Linked DNA regions of Homo sapiens: region 2 is linked to region 1. Evidence: chromatin loops called from intact Hi-C (ENCODE). Cell type or tissue: heart left ventricle. All regions are shown on one strand. Links, peaks and the distances in the headings refer to the core of each region. The heading gives the core; the rest is flanking DNA. Region 1 overlaps P3H2 (prolyl 3-hydroxylase 2). Region 2 overlaps P3H2 (prolyl 3-hydroxylase 2).

Evidence for each region. Hi-C counts contacts between places; a loop is a spot of excess contacts. Peaks named below come from ENCODE experiments on the same cell type or tissue, not always from the same donor. Only the 100,000 strongest peaks of a DNase experiment are listed, where the experiment ranks them.
Region 2: a loop joins it to region 1, with 2.4 times the contacts of the local background. A loop is called at or near these places in 5 of 110 quality-filtered maps.

Annotation. Positions count from the first base shown.
Region 1 is chr3:190,071,291-190,081,219 of GRCh38, reverse strand. All of the region lies in intron 1 of P3H2 (prolyl 3-hydroxylase 2), which reads left to right. Among named protein-coding and RNA genes, the nearest start is that of P3H2, 45 kb to the left of the region's middle. In heart left ventricle, for the core only: no CTCF peak of the experiment used is centred there; no DNase peak of the experiment used is centred there; H3K27ac peaks cover 668 bases.
Region 2 is chr3:190,017,836-190,027,764 of GRCh38, reverse strand. The region is part of intron 1 of P3H2 (prolyl 3-hydroxylase 2); the gene reads left to right. Among named protein-coding and RNA genes, the nearest start is that of P3H2, 98 kb to the left of the region's middle. In heart left ventricle, for the core only: no CTCF peak of the experiment used is centred there; no DNase peak of the experiment used is centred there; H3K27ac peaks cover 634 bases.

The DNA of each region.
Region 1 (9,929 bases), core at 1,585-6,584:
ACACAAACGAACCATAATAATAAATATCACAGAACACATAAAATCTTTAGAGTTTACAGATTGATACATATTCATAATTTTATTTGATAATTTCTTTAGTTCTATGTAAAAGACAGGAATACTTCTGCTTTTTCTATTATACAGTTGGAGACACTAACAAAGAGAAGAGCCAAGGGTTTGCTCAGAGTATCTGTAAGCGTTAGATATTCTGAGTGTGACTATCAGCCAGAGCTGTTCACATAAACATGGTAATCTAAGCTCTGAACTTCTTTGGAAGTAAATTATTGTCTGTGACAGAAAGAAAGAGCAGCATATTTCTTTTTATTTAATTATGAGGTTCTGGAGGGTTTCTGTGAATTCAAGAGATGGGAAAGTCATTATTTTTATTTCATTCTCTTTCATGTCTCCACTACAGATGTTGCCATATGTTTTTCTTTTGTTTGTTATGTTTTTATGGTTTGCCTCTCAAATTTACAGACACCATCTACAGTTGGGGTTAGAAAAAATGCTCAAATCTCAGCTGGGCGCGGTGGCTCACACCTGTAATCCCAGCACTTTGGGAGGCCGAGGCAGGAGGATCACCTGAGGTCGGGAGTTCGAGACTAGCCTGACCAACATGGAAAAACCCTGTCTTTACTAAAAATACAAAAAATTAACTGGGCGTGGTGTTGCATGCCTGTAATCCCAGCTACTCGGGAGGCTGAAGCAGGAGAATCACTTGCACCTGGGAGGCAGAGGTTGCGGTGAGCCAAGGTCACGACATTGCACTCCACCAGCCTGGCCAACAAGAGCAAAATTCTGTCTCAAAAAAAAGGAAAAGAAAAAGAAAAAAGCACTCAAATTTAATTCTCTCCCGGCTATGCCAACATGATCAGATGTTGTGTGGCCAAAACTCTTACTATGGCACTCAAGGTCCTTCATACACTAAAGCCTGGCTTACTCTGTAGCCTCAGTGCCCTCTGCTATGCCCGTATCTTGTTATCCAACTCCAATCAAATACTGGGTTTGCCTCAATGCATCATGCTCACACATGTGTCTGTGATTTTTGTCTATGCTCTTCCTTTTATCTGTCAGGCCCTTATGCCACCTCTGAACTGATTTTCAAGATTCTACGGTTACTTTCCTTACCCATTTATGACTTTGAATTGTCACACTAATTTTTTATGCCTCTACTTAATAAGGGAAATATATAACTTGCCTTTTCCTACTCTATTATAATAACAATGATTCATTGAGTAGTTTTATTGTACAAGCACTGTCCTAATGACTTTTCATATATTATGTTATTTAAATGATGTATCACAAATCTCTGAAATTGCCATTAATACTCTCCTGTCCCCTTTTATGGATGAGAAAACTGGGCACTGACAGGTTAACTGCCTAGGTCACAGTTAGTAAATGATAGCCAGTATTTAAAGTCAGTTCTATCTGCTTTGAGGTAAAGGTTCTCACCACTGTAATATACAGCTTGAAATCAGTGAATTAAGAAGGGGGAGGTTCAATGGCTAATGCATTCCTGTGTAACAGTTGCTAGCCCCAGGTGTGGTGGTGTTAGGTACTCTGTTGAGAAGGTGGAAAGGGTGATGCACACTGGGCAGTGTCTCTGTGTTTTGGGACATTAGTGGACTTTCAATTCATAAATATCAGGTATTAAGAAAATAAGGTTTCATGAGCTTTTGGCATATATCTAAAATGATTCTGCCAAATCATAACCTACTACTAGTAAAATTTAAATTGATGTATCATTCATCTGTGCTTACATATACTAACTCAATTCTCACAATACTTCTTTGTGGTAGGTACTATTATGTCCCCAGCTTTACAGATAAGGATTATTTATTTATTTATTTATTTATTTATTTATTTATTTATTTATTTTTTGAGACAGAGTCTTGCTTTGTCACCCAGGCTGGTGCAGCGGCGTGATCTCAGCTCACTGCCACCTCCACCTCCTGGGTTCAAGTGATTCTCCTGCCTCAGCCTCCTGAGTAGCTGGGATTATAGGAATGCACCACCCTGCCCAGCTAATTTTTATATTTTTAGTAGAGACAGGGTTTCACCATGTTGGCCAGGCTGGTCTTGAACTCCTGACCTTAGGTGGCCCACCTGCCTCAGCTTCCCAAAGGGCTGGAATTACAGGTGTGAGCCACCACACCTGGCTCAAATATGGATTATTAAGTCATAGAATGTTGATGTCAGAGGTTACATAGCCAGCAAGTGACTGAGCTAGGATTGGAGCATGTGGACTCCAGAGTCTATGCTGTCAACCACTGTGCATACAGTCTCGTGTAAACAGTCCTTTCACCCTCCTGCACTTCCCAAGGGAGCTGTCTGACCACTCTTCCACCCTTAACTAAGAACATTAGGGCATCCACACGGATTTCTTTGCTACTTCCCTGGAAGAACAAAGTCTTCATGGGAAGGAAGAGAATGATGATCCTATAAAGAATAAATAAAAAACAAATAAAAAGTTTGGGTATACAGTTAGAGCTCAGGGAACTGAGCCTATTTTTTCTTACCTATGAGATTATGAGTGAGGATAATAACACTACATTTCTGTGTCCTTTTCCAGTTTGTGAATATATATGCCATTGGGTCATAGTATGTCTCCCTTGTCTCATGGGGCTATTATAGCTCGTTGGTCTCCTTTGCTTGATTAGAAGTTTCCTCATACACAATTCCCTCTAATCAGTTGCCTTTAGTAGGTGGTAATGAGTGATGGTTGAAATTGATAATAGTAGAAGATAAAACAACAGATTTCATTTATTGAAATCCTATTAAGTACTAAATGATTGACATATACTTTCTTGTTTAATAGTAACCTGTAAGTTTTAATTAAATTCATCATAAATGCAGTAAAAACTGCTAAAATGACCAATTTCATAGCCCTGACTATTGAATTTGTCCCATCTTCCAACAAATGTTTATCAAGTGACTATCAAATGCTAGGCACTGTCCTAAGCACTGAAGATACAATAAGTAAAAAATAATACAAACAGACATAATTTTTGGATTAGTGGAGCTTACAGTCCAGGGACTTTGAGTGCTAAATAAGTCTCACTCCCTCAACTTATCTACTTACAAATTTTAGTTCTACTCCATTAGCCCTTGAGAAAGGGGATGGAGAGGATTTGGAGTCGCTACCCATCAATACTTTCATCTCTTGAACTATGTTGAAAGCAATAGGAAGGGCCCTTGATTTATTTGCCTTGGGCCAGTTGGAGCAGTTTTGGGTCATGCAACAATTATTCAATTTAATGATATGTTGCTATCCCTGGTCTTATATGCCTCATCAGTTGCAATCATTACTCTCTATGGGTCCCAGGAAGGCTCTGGTACAAGTTGAAATTTGGATGATTAAAGAGAATAAATTCCATTCATATCTTGATAAGAGCTTTGTTCTTAAGTGAGTAGTGACTTTTTCACAGGCTTGCGTAGTTGCATCTCTTCCTAAATACATGTCTAAAAACATTTCCTCTGCTTATAATGTAATAACTGTATTAATCTGTATAGCCATTATTGTTACAAAACCTTTCATCCTTCATTGTATCTTTTGAGTCTCACAATGACACTTTGAATTGAGTATTTATCATCTCCCTTCTACATGATGAGGTAACCAAAGAGGCACTGGGACTTGTCTGATTTCTTCAATAGACAAGAACAATTCTATGCTTGTTGTACTAGATAGTATTCCCATCTCCAGGACAGATTTCAGGCCATTCTTTTGCTGGTTTGTGTGTGTGTCCATGTGCATACAAATGTTTGTGTGTAAAAAAGAGAAAGAAGGAGAGAAAGGGAGGTGGAGACCTAGGAAGGAAGAAAATAAGTTCAATTTCAACTGATTTTCCAGGTCTGACTTTAGACATCAGACCCCTTTGATTACAGGGAAGGTTTTTGGTTTGTCTGGACTGAAGACAAGAGCACAGCCATGAAAAAGAACCAATTGCTACAGATGACTAGGCAGAGAAAATGTTCAGTGTTGCTAGGAGACCAGGTCTGCTGTCAGGCTCAGGAATGAGAACATGTCGGATGGAGGGCACTGGGCTGGAATTTGTGTTTGACATAAACTATTGAATCATGCATGCCAGTAGGATTAAGTCAGAATCAACTGAAGCTAAAAACAGTCAGGAAAGTTTTTCTACCTCTTTTTGGTTTTTCCCTTAAATTTTTTTTCTTTTCAGTTACAAATGCCTAATGAAAGGCTCAGCAGTAGATAGGTGATGCTTAAAAGTTTTTAGTAACACCCTGAGGCAGATGGTACTGTGTGTAAACCAGCATTTAGAATGAAAAACCCTTTCCTCCAAAAGACTAAGCTGGAGGAGTTTTAACTTGCTTGTCATCAGAGTTACTTTGAGGTAGTCAAAATTATTGATAAAATGAATCATCATTACTGAGTTAGAGTCTAGACTTTTTGCAGTGTTTATAAGAGAAGGCTGTGGTGTGTCCTTACCTGGACTTGGAAGAACTCATTACTAATCCCTGTTTCCACCAAGCAGCCATGTGGGCTTGGACATGTCATCTTTCTCTAGGAGTCTCCCTTTTCTCAGATGAGTGAGGCTAGAATTGTGGGTTATAATACCTTATAAAATATTCAGCTTTATTTGGTTCTGGGACCACAGGCAAATGTCAATAACCCAGATCTGCTTATATTAATTCTAAAGCACATGGATGCTGGGATCACAAGATAGACCTAGGGAGGTGGATATGTGAATGAGTGAGCAGGCATTCTCACTTTGCTGCAGCTGTAGTAATAGCTGCCTCATCTTTCCCATCTTTCCATGATTAAGGTAGCCTGGCACTGTACTGAAGAATTGCCCAGTGTTCCATTTCCTAGAGCCAGCAAAGAACTTCAGGGAATGTTCTGGCTTTTGATAGTTTTTGGTCAAACACATTCTCTTTTTTGTCAAGTTTCCAGGAAGCAGGGAGCACTTGGCCCTGAAAATCCAGAGTGTGCTCCTGCCAAAGCACATAAATATCTCAAAATTAAGGACACTTGTGTTTAATTGTTTCTGTGTGTGTGTATGTGTGTGTGTGTGTGCATGTGTGTTTGGTGGTTTTTTTTTTTCATATCTTAATATGGCTGGAAATCACCACTGCTGACATTGAAGGTTCAGCCCAGGAGAAACAAGCCCAAATTTGTCCAATATATGAACTAAATAGACGAAATGAAATCTGCCCAATTCAGGTCTAAGAGTGACCATTTGTGTTACCATGAGGAGTACAAGACAAAGCCATGCTCAAATTTCCTGGAGGAGTTTTCTGAAAGGTAGTTGATACATCTGCAGAAAAAAGTGTTAGTTGTGGGAAGTTAATACATTTCTAATGTAAAAATTCAATCACATTATTCCTCTAAAATACAACCTGTAGTGAGTCCTCTGTAGACACAGATGTGACTGTCTTCATCTGAAAATCAAGGCTTTCAAGATCTGACCCGACCTATCTTTCAACCTGATCTCCTATTAATCCTTTTCAGGTACCCTAAGTACATACCAAATGTCTCTTCCACTTCTCTCTTTCTTGATGTTTCTCCCTCTTAATCTCCACATGTCCAAATCCCACCTTTGTTTTCAAGGCACTTCTCCAGTGCCATATATTTTGGGAAGCTTTCCCTAATTCCTGTAGTTTACCAGGAAGATTTCCCTTCTCAGAAATCACATGAGATTTTATGTGTATCTGTCTTGGTGCACTTTTTCTTTTTGCTTTTCTTTTCTTTCTTTTTTTCTTTTTTTTTTTTGAGACGGAGTTTCCCTCTTGTTGCCCAGGCTGGAGTGCAATGGTGCAATCTTGACTCACTGTAACCTCCACCTCCCAGGTTCAAGTGGTTCTCCTACCTCAGCCTCCCGAGTAGCTGGGATTACATGTGCCCACCACACTCAACTAATTTTTTTGTATTTTTAGTAGAGACAAGGTTTCACCATGTTGGGCAGGCTGGTCTCGAACTCCTGATCTCAGGTGATCCACCCGCCTTGGCCTCCCAAAGTGCTGGGATTCCTGGCATGAGCCACTGTGCCCAGCTGCACTTATTCTTTTCTACTTTGCATGACAGTTATTAGTTTCATATCCTAGCCTTTTCTTCACTACTAGACTATGAACTCCTTGAGAACAGGATCTCTGTCAGTTTTGCCTCTGTATTGGCCATAGCATCACTCTCATTATATGCTAAAAGGTGTGAGTGGAGTGGATGAATGATAGCTGAGGGAGGTGCTGTTGGTCAGATGTTCTTCAGGGAGAATTGAGAGTAGCACAGTGCAAAGTTAGAGAGCAAATCCCCTCTGACTAAGAGAAGAAGTTTCAAAAAGAAGTGATCGTAGACTGAACTGTACACATTGACCATGTATTTGATTGATTATCTGTGTATATTTTCTTCTCTCGTGCTTTCAGGTCTTTCTTAATTTTATTTTTATAATCTATTAAAGAGAACTTAGAGGATGCATAAGGAAGTGAGAGAAAAGACATAAAGCAAATTGTTGAAAATCAAAAGACAGATTGGTTAAGAAGATGTTCAATTTACATTCAGTTGTACATGCACCCTCCATCTCTTTTTAGTTTTTCCCCTCTGGTTATAATGAGATGGAACTGGGTCTGTAATAAATCTAGGAATTACATTGTGTTATGATAAATTAGGTGATATCTTTTTTTTTACAGTGATGCTTTTGGTGTGAAATTGTACCTTTAGAATCATAGTATTTTACTTTATTTTATTTATTTTGAGACAGAGTCTCGCTCTGTCACTCAGGCTGGGGTACAGTGGTGCGATCTTGGCTCACTACAACCTCCGCCTCCTGGGTTCAAGTGATTCTCCTGCCTCAGCTTCTGGAGTAGCTTGGATTACAGGTGCATGCCACTGTACCCGGCTAATTTTTTGTATTTTTAATAGAGACCAGGTTTCGTCATGTTGGCCAGGCAGGTCTCGAACTCCTGACCTCAAGTGATCCATTCACCTCGACCTCCCGAAGTGCTGGGATTACAGGCATGAGCCACCGCACCTGGCCAAGAATCATAGTATTCTAGATTTAAATTCACAATTTTTGGAATAAATGGGATCTCAAGATTAAGTTATCCAATCACACTTTACTAATCCAGAAACTGAAACACCACAAGATCAAATAATTTAGAGTCATATAGCTTGTACATGAAGGCTCAAAGGTAAAATCCAAGTGTCCTAACTTACAGTTTAAGTGTCCTGTCTTTTACTGATACGAGAGTATTTCTTAATCTAATGACAAATGATATTCTGCATGATGTGCTTCAATAGCTGATCCTTCCTCAAAAAAGTGAACTGTCCCCTAAAGCGTTATTTGTTAAGTTTTGTTTATCACTTTAAAAATTCAGGCAAAGTTCACACAGCTGCAGACATAATTCTCCAAACAGCCTTATTTGTAGCTCATTTGAGGTATGGCCTTGGCACAAAAAGAGCAAAAGTCCTTGATTGCAGTTGAATCATTTCCATTATTGCAAGCATCTCTTCTTTTAAAAGCATACATTTATTGGATGTATATATACCACTGGCTTTGAAATGAAACTCAGTTTGCCGTAACTGAGCCTTAGAAATTCTGGCCCTACTATTTACACTCAGCCTATGATCCTTGACCACACTGCAGTTTCTGGGCACACTGCTGTCAGCGACCTTCAATCATGCCCACCAGAGCTGCTGTGGCAGCCACAGTTCCCAGGCCAAATGACAGGATGTACTCTAGGCCTTGGTGGTTAATGACCCTCTTACCATCTATGCTCAAGCATGCCTGTAACTGATTAGCTCAGAATCGCCCGGAAGCTGAAAACAAGCAGATTGTTTATGGCTCATTTTGAGGAAGAGGGCTTTTATCAGGGCTGCGTGGCAATGGAATGATACTCAAGGATCACAGCACTTCTTATCTGTGGAACTGAAGAAATGGGATGAGAGGTTGGAAATGACCTCTTGGGTTTCCTGCCAGCTTTGCTGTGAATCTAGGAAATAACAGGCTGGAGTTACTTGTAATCTTTTTAATTGAAGTATAACAGACACACAGAAAAGCACATTGATTAGAAATCACAAGGTGAGCATCCATTTAATGAAGACTAAAATTCCAAATTAGGTGTATCTGTTCTTTAGTGCCAAATTCTGATAATAAATATTTTCACCACATTGATCACAAACTACTGTTTCTATTACCTCTTTTATACCACGTGACTTTGTGATTTTTAAAGTGATATGAATGCAGTTAAAATGGTACAGGAGATATGATACTCTGATACCAGACTGTTACAATAGTGATTTAAGAATGATATTTACTTTCTCTGGAATAATTTATGTTCATGGTAGATAATTTGCAAAATATAGAGAAGCAAAGTATAGATAACAAATCTCAGAAATCAGTATTCAACATCATCATCCAGAACTAATCATGGATAACATTTTCCAGTATAACATTTGAAATGCACATATGCCACATGTACATATAAATTTAAACAGTTGTTTGAATTATATTGTGCATGTTGTTTAGTAACTTTTATTAATTAAAAAATAAAATGATACTTACAAAATTTTTGAATAGCTGTAGTATAACTGTTATATGAGCATATTGGCATCTATTTAATAAATACTGATTTTTAGTTATTTGTGTGCAGTTTTGCACTAATAAATATTGCTTGATGGTCACTGTTGTATCTGAATATTAGTTTTTTAAAATTTTTAAGTACATCCTTAGAAGTAGAATTGCTGGATTAAATAGCAAACACACTTTAATATATTTGATATATATTGCTAAATCATCCTTTAGAAAGTTGGTACCACTTAATACTCTAATTCAACATCAGTGGACGAGATTGTCTGATTCCTAGAGCCACTGCCAATGCTCTAAATTATACTTTAAATAAAAGAGACTTAAAGTTTAATGGATTAAAACTTCATCTTGACCGGGCATGGTGGCTCATGCCTGTAATTCCAGTACTTTGGGAGGCCGAGGTGGGCAGATCACCTAAGGTCAGGAGTTCAAGACCAGCCTGGCCAACATGGTCAAACCCCGTCTCTACTAAAAATTCAAAAAATTAGCCAAGCGTGGTGGCACATGCCTGTAATCCCAGTTACGCAGAAAGCTGAGACAGGAGAATCACTGTAATCATGCCTGTAATCCCAGCTATGCAGAAAGCTGAGAAAGGAGAACCTGGGAGGTGGAGGTTGCGGTGAGCCGAGATGGCGCCACTGCACTCCAGCCGGGGCAACAAGAGCGAAACTCTGCCTCAAAAAAAAAAAAAAAAAAAACCCTTCATCTTGTTTTAATATGCATTTTTTATTATCAGTATAAAAAATTTTAAATGTTTCTTGCTCATTGTTTATGTCTTTTGTCCATTTTATTGAAGTATTTTTCTTATTGCTATGTTAGATTTGTTTATAGATAGGTATGCAGGTACTGTTCCCAGTTCCTCATTGTCCTTTCAATTATTGATCACCTATAATCATAGCTGAGATCAACAGACTTACCAGAACTAATTTGACGTGAATCCTAGATACTAAAAAGAAATGTTCTTTTTCATCACTCTCAAATGACTCTTTAACATCTGCAGCTTTTTCTTTTTGATTTCAATATGTATGTGCCTAGGAAAAACCCATGAATAGCACAATAAGTTGGTGACTATGATCTTTCCTCAAATGGAAAGGAGTAAAACAGCACAATTGTGCTTTTACATTCTTCATTGGAATGATTTGGAATACAATTAATTGCCTTATTTTTAACTTTTCTGCTACTGTTTATAGTGGCTATTAACTAATATTTGCTTAGTGATTAATGTTATTCAGAATTAGTATGGAAGCTGATTGGATTTACATGTTTCTAGAACTACGAGTGGATTTAACTGATTTGCCAGGAAAGAACTTAAACATATTTTAAGTTTTAATTCAATATTTATTCTAGGTGACAGATTCTTTTTAAGGACTGGCATTGAAAAGTCTG
Region 2 (9,929 bases), core at 2,203-7,202, 54 kb after region 1:
CTGAGCAGTGAGTGATAGAAAATAATATTTTATGAATCGATTACCCACTTAAGATTCATTAAACACTAAATGTTAACAGTACCTACAGGTTGGTGCAAAAGTAATTGCAGTTTTTGCCATTGCTTAAAAAAAAAAAAAAAGGTAAAAACCGCAATTACTTTTGCACCAACCTATATCTAAATATCTACTTTATTTTAGTGAAAATACAACAAATATGTACAAGCCCTTTTATAGTTTAATTAATGACCTCTTTCTCTATAACCTGATGTTTCATTATAAGGTCATAATTCCTCAGAGTTAATTATTTTATTCCAGTACTGTTCAGGTACCCAACCACTGTCCCTCACGTGGGTTAAGAATGGGTTACTGTATTTTCCACAGTGGTGGAATTCGCTGGCTGTGAAACCCTGTTCTTGCCCTTGTGGATAGAACACAGAGATAAAATGCCACAAGATGTGTTTACATCATCTTTGCTTCATGGTATAGTATTATCTGTTGGGTGGTTTCTCTGTCCAGAGCTAAGTGGCGGAGATTTAGTTAGGTATCATAGTTTAAAACTACAGGCCTCAGAGCCAAACTGCTTGTGTTTGCATTACATTATCTGTTATTTCCAACCCATTTGTTTGGTGAAGTTAGTTGTACTTCTCAGTGCCTCAGTTTTGTCATATGTAAGTGAGAATGATAGTAGTACCTACCTTATAAAATTGTTATGTGTATTAAATGAGTAAATGTTTCGAAATCACCTAAAACAGTGCTTGGCTCGTATTGTAGAAGGCAGTTATGTTTTAAATAAAGTATAAATATTTTCTCCTAGCTTATCCCCTTTTCATTTTATAGCTTCATACACCCAGCAAATATTCATTGAGTTTTGATAAATACTACACACTTCGCAGATTGGGAAACCAGACCTGGTTATTAGAACAACTAATACCCGTATGATATTTTCAGTTTATGAAGCACTTCTTATTTTACTTTAATCTTTATGTTACCAGAAAGGGAGGGTTCTTGGATCTCCCGCAAGAAAGAATTCAGGGTGACTGCACAGAACAAAGTGAAAGCAAGTTTATTAGGAAAGTAAAGAAATAAAAGAATACTTACTCCATGGTCAGAGTAGCCCAAGGGCTGCTGGTTGCCTATTTTTATGATTATTTCTTGATGATATGCTAAACAAGGGGTGGATTATTCCTGCCTCCGCTTTTTAGACCATATAGGGTAACTTCCTGAGGTTGTCACGGCATTTGTAGACTGTCCTAGCACTGGTGGGAGTGTAGCAGTGAGGATGACCGGAGGTGACTCTCAGCGCCATCTTGGTTTTGGTGGGTTTTAGCTGGCGTTTTTACTGCAAGCTGTTTTGTCAGCAAGGTCTGTATGACCTGTATCTTGTGCTGATTTTCTGTCTCATCCTGTGACTTAGAATGCCTAACCATCTGGGAATGCAGCCCAGTACGCCTCAGGCTCCTTTTACCCAGCCACTACTCAAGATGGAGTTGCTCTGGTTCAAACGTCTCTGACACAACAATACTATAAGAAAGAGATTACAGGAATTCCCCAAAATTTGACTTTTAAGTAAACAGGCTAAAAGAAAGGGATGAATTTATTCAAGTTCATACACATCATGTAAAAGCTGAGACAAAATTCTGTTAAATTTCATTGAAAAAATGAAATGCTGCCAGTTTTGTAAACTGACTAACAGAACCTCCCCAGATGAAAGAAAAATGTTTTCAAGGGCCCGAGAAATAATGGTTAATAAAAACAAAAAATCAAATCAAAATAAAGTTAGCAACTCTAAAAGGTACTTTCCCTTACTAAAGACAAACACTTATTATTTTGGTCTTTAAAAAGTGTACTGTAAATCCAGTAGTAAATTTCTAAAATTAGCTTTTCAAAAAAAATTTTTTTTTGGTCCATGGTCAGGATTCTGCTCTTGATTTACAGATAATTTCCATTCTTATGGGAAGCATTGATGGTTACTTCTAAGATTCCCGACTGAGGTTTATTATGTGTTAGTCCATTTGTAAATGAATCAGCTCCAAAAATATCTCGAATTCATTTTATTTTCTTTCATTCATACTTCTATTTGACTTTTATCTATTTTGGGGCTGCAATATAAAGAGAAGAAGATGTAAGTGAGACATAATGATAATAGCTTTATCAAACTCTTATATGCAAAGGAGAGTTCTAAGTTCTTAACAAATGCCAATTTACATTATCCGCATCATAACCCTCACAGGTGAATACTATTATTATGTCTTCTTTATACTTGGGGAAAATGAGGCACAGAGAGGTTAATTAGTGGTCCAAGAAAACAAACCTACTAAATTACCAGTTAAATTAAAATCCAGCCAGTTTAGTTTTAGAGTGTACAGTCTTGACTAACTCACCATGCTACTTATTAATGATTAAAATATTAAGAATTTAAAAAGTAATTGAGGGATAATGCAGCTTGGTTTTTTTAGCCTGCGAAAGAGAAAAATAAAAGATAATAATGTTATGGACTTTTGGCTTACAAAGGATGAAAAGTTACGGTCTCTGAGGGAAATTATTCCTGGAGAAACATTATGTTAGAGGCAAAAAGAAAAAAAAAAGTTCTACTAGTGACTGTGGTTGAAAAATTCAGATGAGGAAATGATTCATTAAGCAGGAAGCCCCCATTTCGTAGGCTTTACATATTCATAGGTCTATTTTAAGAGCTAAATATGACAGCATATATCAAGGACTCGACAGAGTGCCACTTGTATAGTTCCTTTAAGAGTCTTTTTAAAAGGCTTTTTTTTTGTCTTTTGATAAGTCAGTCTGTTTTTGGACTGGATTTTCCTCTGGGTATCAAGGACAAAAGTACTTGCCACATTTATGGCAGTGTTAGGGTGGAGAAGGGTTTCCATTTATGATCATGTGTAGGTAAATTGAAATGACTCCAATATTAACATTGTCTGTAAGAAAAATGTAATTCTGTGTGTTTTCTCTCACATTATTTGCTTGAAATCCTCTTTTTATATTCTCAGTCTTTCTTTTATATTGGGGACGATAGAGTTTTCTTCTGCTAGCCTTACAAATTCACATCATTGCAGATATAACAACCTGTAGAGGTACCAAAGCAGACAGAAGGCATCAGACACATTTACCAAGAGCCCCATCAATGCATATGAAAGAGGAAAGTAAATTCAGACTGTTGGAATTCATCTATTTACAATTTTTTTTCTTTCTTTCTTTCTTTTTTTTTTTTTTTTTTTTTTTGAGAGGGAACCTCACTCTATTGCCCAGTGGCAATATCTTGGCTCACTGCAACCTCTGCCTCCCCAGTTCAAGTGATTCTCCTGTCTCAGCCACATGAGTAGCTGGGATTACAGGCATGCGCCACCGCGCCTGGCTAATTTTTGTATTTTTACTAATAGTAAAGACAGGGTTTCACCATATTGGACACGCTGGTCTCGAACTCCTGACCTCGTGAACCACCTGCCTCTATCTCCCAAAGTGCTGGGATTACAGGTGTGAGCCACTGCACCTGGCCAATCCATCTGTCGTAAATAGTAAGATTTACATATTATATTTTTTGCTAACATTTATATATTAGCTGTATACTATGTGCACCATGTGTACTCTGATAGATATTTTAAAATTCAGGAACAATTATTTATACACTTAATTTATTTCATACCAAGCAGGGCCCCTGCATTAAAAAAACTGCAGGGGCACCATGCACCATGTCCTTATTATATTTAATATTATAGTATATCCTCTAAAGCACATATGTTTATATTTTACAGATGATGAAACGGGACCCTAACAGTTAAATAATTCACTTTATATCTCACCAGTAATGTGTAGTGGATGCATAAAAATAAGTGGTATTGGTAACAGAGCTTTCTGGACATCATGTTGCCTTTGTAATACTATGTAAAACATTAGTACATTAAACCTAACATAATTAAATACAGTTGAACAAAATACACAAATATTTGGCCTTCATAGCAAATCCAATCTATGGACTTAATCTTTTGGGCTTCCAAGTGTAGACTTGCACAATGCTTTTAAATACTGCCAACAAATTTTACATAGATAAATAGACTCTCATTGACAAGGTTAGGTTTTGTGTCCCCACCCAAAACTCCTCTTGAATTCTAATCCCCATAATCCCCGCCGCCCATGTCAAGGGAGAGACCAGGTGGAGGTAATTGAGTCATGGGGGCAGTTTTCCCCATGCTGTTCTCCTGATAGTGAGTTCTCACAAGATCTGATGGTTTTATAAGGGGCTCTACCCGCTTCACTCGGCACTTCTCCTTCCTGCCGCCTCGTAAAGAAGGTTCATTGCTTCCCCTTCGCCATCCTCCCTGGTTGTAAGTTTCCTGAGGCTTCTGCAGCCATGTAAACTCTTGAGTCAATTCAACCTCTTTCCTTTATAAATTACCCAGTCTTGGGCAGTTCTTTAGAGCAATATGAAAATGGAGTAACACACTCATCATCTTTATAAAAAATTGAATCACCTGCCAGTACTTTACCTCCATTCCCAAAACGGCAATTGAGTAAGGCTATTTAATTTGTCATCAGTTTCACCATTTCTTACAGCAGACTTATAGTGTAGTCCTTGGTCAGCAGCACCAGCTTCACCTGGGAACTTGTTAGAACTATATGTATATATTTTGGCTGGGCGTGGTGGCTCACACCTGTAATCCCAGCACTTTGGGAGGCCAAGGCGGGCGGATCGTGAGGTCAGGAGATCGAGACCATCCTGGCTAACACGGTGAAACACCGTCTCTACTAAAAATACAAAAAATTAGCCAGGCGTGGTGGTGGGTGCCTGTAGTCCCAGCTACTCGGGAGGCTGAAGCAGGAGAATGGCGTGAACCCGGGAGGTGGAACTTGCAGTGAGCCGAGATCGCGCCACTGCACTCGGGCCTGGGCAAAAGAGTGAGACTCCATCTCAAAAAAAAGAAATATATATATATATTTTTTGCCCTGTATTGGACTTACTTAATCGGAAACTTCGGAGGAGGGGACCAGCAGTCACCTATGACCCCTAGGTGATTCTGAGGCATAACAGAATTTGATAACCACTGCCTAATGGTTTTATAAAGTACCCACTTCATTATTGATATTATCTGCCTCGCCTCTGAAGGCATTTGGGGTTTTGATCTATTTAGAAACCCTCTAAATTGCCAACTTTGCAAATAGAGAAATTTGTGTATGTGCATTTAACTAACAAATAATGTTTCTTGGAGGATAATATGTTAAATAAAAAAGTATATACAAGTTTATTCTGTATAAAATACCTAAAGGAGACTTTCACTTCATTATTTATATTTCATAAAGAAACAAAGGTCTTATGGAATCCTGAGAGTTACTGCATTAGTTACCATGGGTTTAGAAAAGCAAAGCCACTTTGGGCTGAACATTTTGGTCCCCTGGCTGGATCTGTTTTCTTGAATGCACACCCCACCCCTGAGGGGCTCATTTGTGCCTTAAACTACAAATCTACTACTTCTTAAAAGCCTTTGGTCATTTCCAGAGAGCTAAAGTCACAAATGTTACATATGTAAATTTTAAGAATTTACTGTTTATTATATGGAATATTATTTGTGAGATGCTCTTTAATGTTTACTATAAGAAAAATAAATCAATGGTAAAATTTGTTTCTCAGTTATTGGGAGAAGTCTGGTTAGTCATTTGTAACCAAGATACTCTCAATACTCTTTAGAGGCTAATGTCATTGTACATTCCTAGAAGAACATTATTTTTATCAATGTATCCCTAAAATAGTAATTGGCACATGATATACATTCATTACATATTTGTTGAATGAATAGGCAATAAAGTATCACTGACAGCTTTTAAGAACTGTCCTGTAATGTCAGTTACATTAGAGAAACACACTATCATATAATATTGTACATAGTTGTCTAACGAAATCCAGAATTTACAAATTTAGTACCACTGGAGTAGATCCTCAAGGTCAGAGATGCTTATTTTTTAAACACTCAGATCACCAGTACCTAGCATTATGCCTGGCACATGAAAGGCACTCATTAAAGATTTATTGAAAAAGTGAATAACTGGGAAGATGGATGGAAGGATGGATGAATGGATGAGTGGGTAGGCAGATGTACAGCTAGCTGGATAGGCATCTGTTGGTATGAATATTACAAATGTGTGCAATTTAAGCCAGAAGTATGGATTTTATTTTTTAAAACTGAAAGAGAAAAGTTTACATAATTTAGGGATGAAATATTTGGAGAGAAGAGAAAGTTACTTTTTTAAAAAAGGAAATTATAAAAGAAAAAATATATTTGGCTAGAATTTATGCATTATAACATTGTTGAAAATCTATTTGTTACAGAACAAAAAATTGAAAAAAGGAAGACTTTAAAAACAAACTGAAATAGTTTAATAATTGAATTTTACTTTTTCAATCTTAAGGAAATGACAAAAAATAGAGACAAAGGCAAATTATTGTTTTAATGAGCCACATTGATGCATAAGAAAGGGAACCACTGATTGTGCTCATTTCTCCACCAGACTAAAACATCTGCATAAAGGGTGAAAAATCTCTGGAACCTCGCAAGCACTTTTTGTTGTTTTATTAATTTTTCAGACCAAGTTTCTGATTATTGGAAACAGTTCATGGTGGCTGCTTTGTAAATATTGGTTTCCAGATGGCTGTAGTTGGCATTATTTAGAATAAACATCTAGAGGACTCTAGCCTGGTGTAAGGCAAAGATGGTTACTTAGGGTCCTGGGGTCTCAGATTTTTCCAAGTGACTTTGAAAACATTATTTTGCCTTTTTGAGTCTCAGTTTCTCTTTTTATAAAACTGAAGGATTTGGACTAAACTATACTTAAAAGTTCCTTGCAGTTCCATAGCCATCCAGCTTTTACCCCAATATTTTAATAGGGATTTTGTAGACATTGCTTTCTTTTGTTTGACATTTTTGACAGATGCCACCTCTCCTTGGAAAAGGACTCCTTAGGAAGCCTTTCTAAAAGGCCAGTTAGGCTTCAAGCACTTCAGCAGGCTTAAAGTAATCAACGTGTGGGTAGCAGCCGCCCAGCCAGACCATGCATAGGAAAAATCACCACACCCCTGGATGGGCTTCACCCTAGAGACCCACGCTAAACTGTGACCCTATTTAACTTTGCTGTGTATCTGGCACTGATGAGACATAGGAGACTTTCATGAAAGGGGAAAGCTCTGACTTTTAAGATGAGACCTGGAGGTCAGGCCTATTGAGCCATAAAAAAGATGCTAGGAGGGAAAGTCCTTAAAGAACTGATCGTGGCTTCTTTGAAGTTACCACTGATATTAATACTATATTTGGGAATCCAGTAAGCTGCTTTATTTTTTTAAAAAGAAGAAAAACATGTTTGGATTAAGATGGAAAAGAGAAGGCAATCTTGGTTATTGAGACAACTCTTCCACTCTTTCGCAAAAGAAAAATTCTAATTCATTTTACTTTTTTCTAAATCCTTTGACGTTTACATTAGCAAGATCACACATTCGTGTGCTAAGACTTATTCCTGATTTCATATCCAGTGCTGTTCAGATACCTGGTGTAGGTTTCCTGAAACCTACAGTCTCTGTTTTGCCAGAAACCTGGTGTTGAACGCCTTAGCCTTTCTGAAGGTGGCAGCCACCACAGATAATGGAAGAAACTTTGAACTAATTTGATAGCTTTTCACCATATTTCAGCAGTAGACCAACTATGAACCTTTCTAATTAAAGTCTTCAGGTTTGTGCCCCCACCTGCTGGCAATGATGACTACTCGCAGAATTGTATTCATGGGGTAAGGTATGTTAAATTTTATTCTCATCATTATTATTTATATCCACTGAATGCCTACTCTTCTGAAGCACTTGAGATAACATGAAACATATGGCAAGTCCTTGTCATCAGGATGGAGACAAGACATACTTAAATAGAAATAATTACAGAAGCATCAATTGTGGGTTTGTGAGTATATATATATATATATATATATATATATATTTTTTAATTTCTAGGTAATGTCACATGGATTTTTTCCTTTTCTTCCTCACACAACTTCTTGAGGCAACCCAAGCAAGGATCATCATTGCTATTATTATAAATGAGGCTTTTGACAGGAGGGGGGCAATGGAGTGGCTTGCTGAAGTTTCAAAAATGAAAGACAGACCCAGGTCATCTGTCTTCTTACTATTAAAATGTGCAAAATTAATGGTAATAGAAACGATAATGAGCATCCAGACATCTATGGATATAGGGATAAAGGGACAGTCATCAGCATCCAGACATCTGTGGATATAGGGATAAAGGGATATGATTTAGTCTCATCATGTAAGAATAAATAAATAAATGTCACTGAATAAATGCTATTGAATATTTTGACAATTTTTCGGTTCTGAAAACTACATTTAAACTCTCTCAGGTATTCTGAATATGAAGTTTTCACAGTGGACTTTTGGAATGGAAAGAAATACCTTATTTTTTGGCATAAGAAGTGGCATTCACTCCAGGGGAAATGTGGCTAAAAATAACATCAGCATCCTTAATCTCCATTGCCTGAGAGGAGCCTGTGTTGACAGACACTGGGAGGGCCAGTCTTCTTTGGTTTCCCTCGCTTCTGTTTGTCTAACTAGCCCTTCCTTAAATGCCAAGTCAGAAAAGTGACTGCATTGAATCTTCCCAGCTATTGAAATGAATGGCAATTATCTTGGCTTTCTCAAGGCAGGCTTTGGTCAAAACATATTCATATGTGTTTTGGAGAAGGATGAGTGGCATAGGATCCAGTAGTTTCTTCCTGTGTCTGTCACAGTGACACTAAGATTTCTGCATGTATTTCTGTAATATCCTGGGCCATTACGGTGTAAGAAGTTTGCCGATGGCTGTATTATAAGGAAAGATAGAAATACTTGTTCTGACCTGAAAGAGTGAATAATTTAGAAAGGAGTACAACAGTCTTAAGTGGGGCATACATAAATACATCAACAAGCACTTACAGTTCATTCCCTCTTATGCCTATATCTAACTTAAACTGCAGCATTAAGTAGTGGAGTTAGCAAGGCACTTATCTTTTTATCCTTTTTTGAGTCAGGGTCTTGCTGTGTTGCCCAGGCTGAAGTACAGTGGCACAATCATAGCTCATTGCAACCTCAAATTCCTGGGCTCAAGGAATCTTCTGTCCTCAGCCTCCCAAGTAGCTAAGATTACAGGTGCTTGCCACCATGCCCAGCTAATTTTTAAATTTTTTATAGAGACAGTGGTCTTGCTATGTTGCCCAAGCTGGTCTCAAACTGCTCGCCTCAAGCAATCCTCCCTCCTCAGCCTCCCAAAGTTTTGGGATTACAAGAAGGAGCCACTACACCTGGCCTACTTATCTAAGCCTTGATTTTCTCATCTGTAAAAATGGGACTATTAACACCTGATTTATAATGATGTTAAAAGGATTAAATACAATACATGCATTTTAAGTGCTTAGCAAGGTGGCACAATACATGATAACCATGATTTTGTTATTATTATTATTTTGTAGAAATGTGCATCTAGATGCAAGAGAGATTGAATTAGTGGCAAATGTGAGTGATTAGTTCATCAAGGTAGACCACAATGATGGGTGAAATAAGTTAAAATCGATGTTAAAATAGAAGCAATCTTTGCCAAGTAGAACAATACTTCCTTACAAAGTTTCATATAATTCTTGACCAACTGCTTGTGAAACCTTTCATAATAAGAGGATGAATTCATAAGGAACTACAGAATCGGTCACTGTGACTTCAGCCACCTGACAATTCATGAGAAGGGTAATCTAAACACCTTTTTTCCATTGACGTGCTCAGATCTGTTGTACTTGGGCTAGTATTTCTGTGTATATACAGAGACATATGTGTCTATGGCATTAGCAAGTTCTCTTTGCCATTGAAGCACTTTTCTGCCCTCTTGGGGCCAGTTTTCACCATTCCA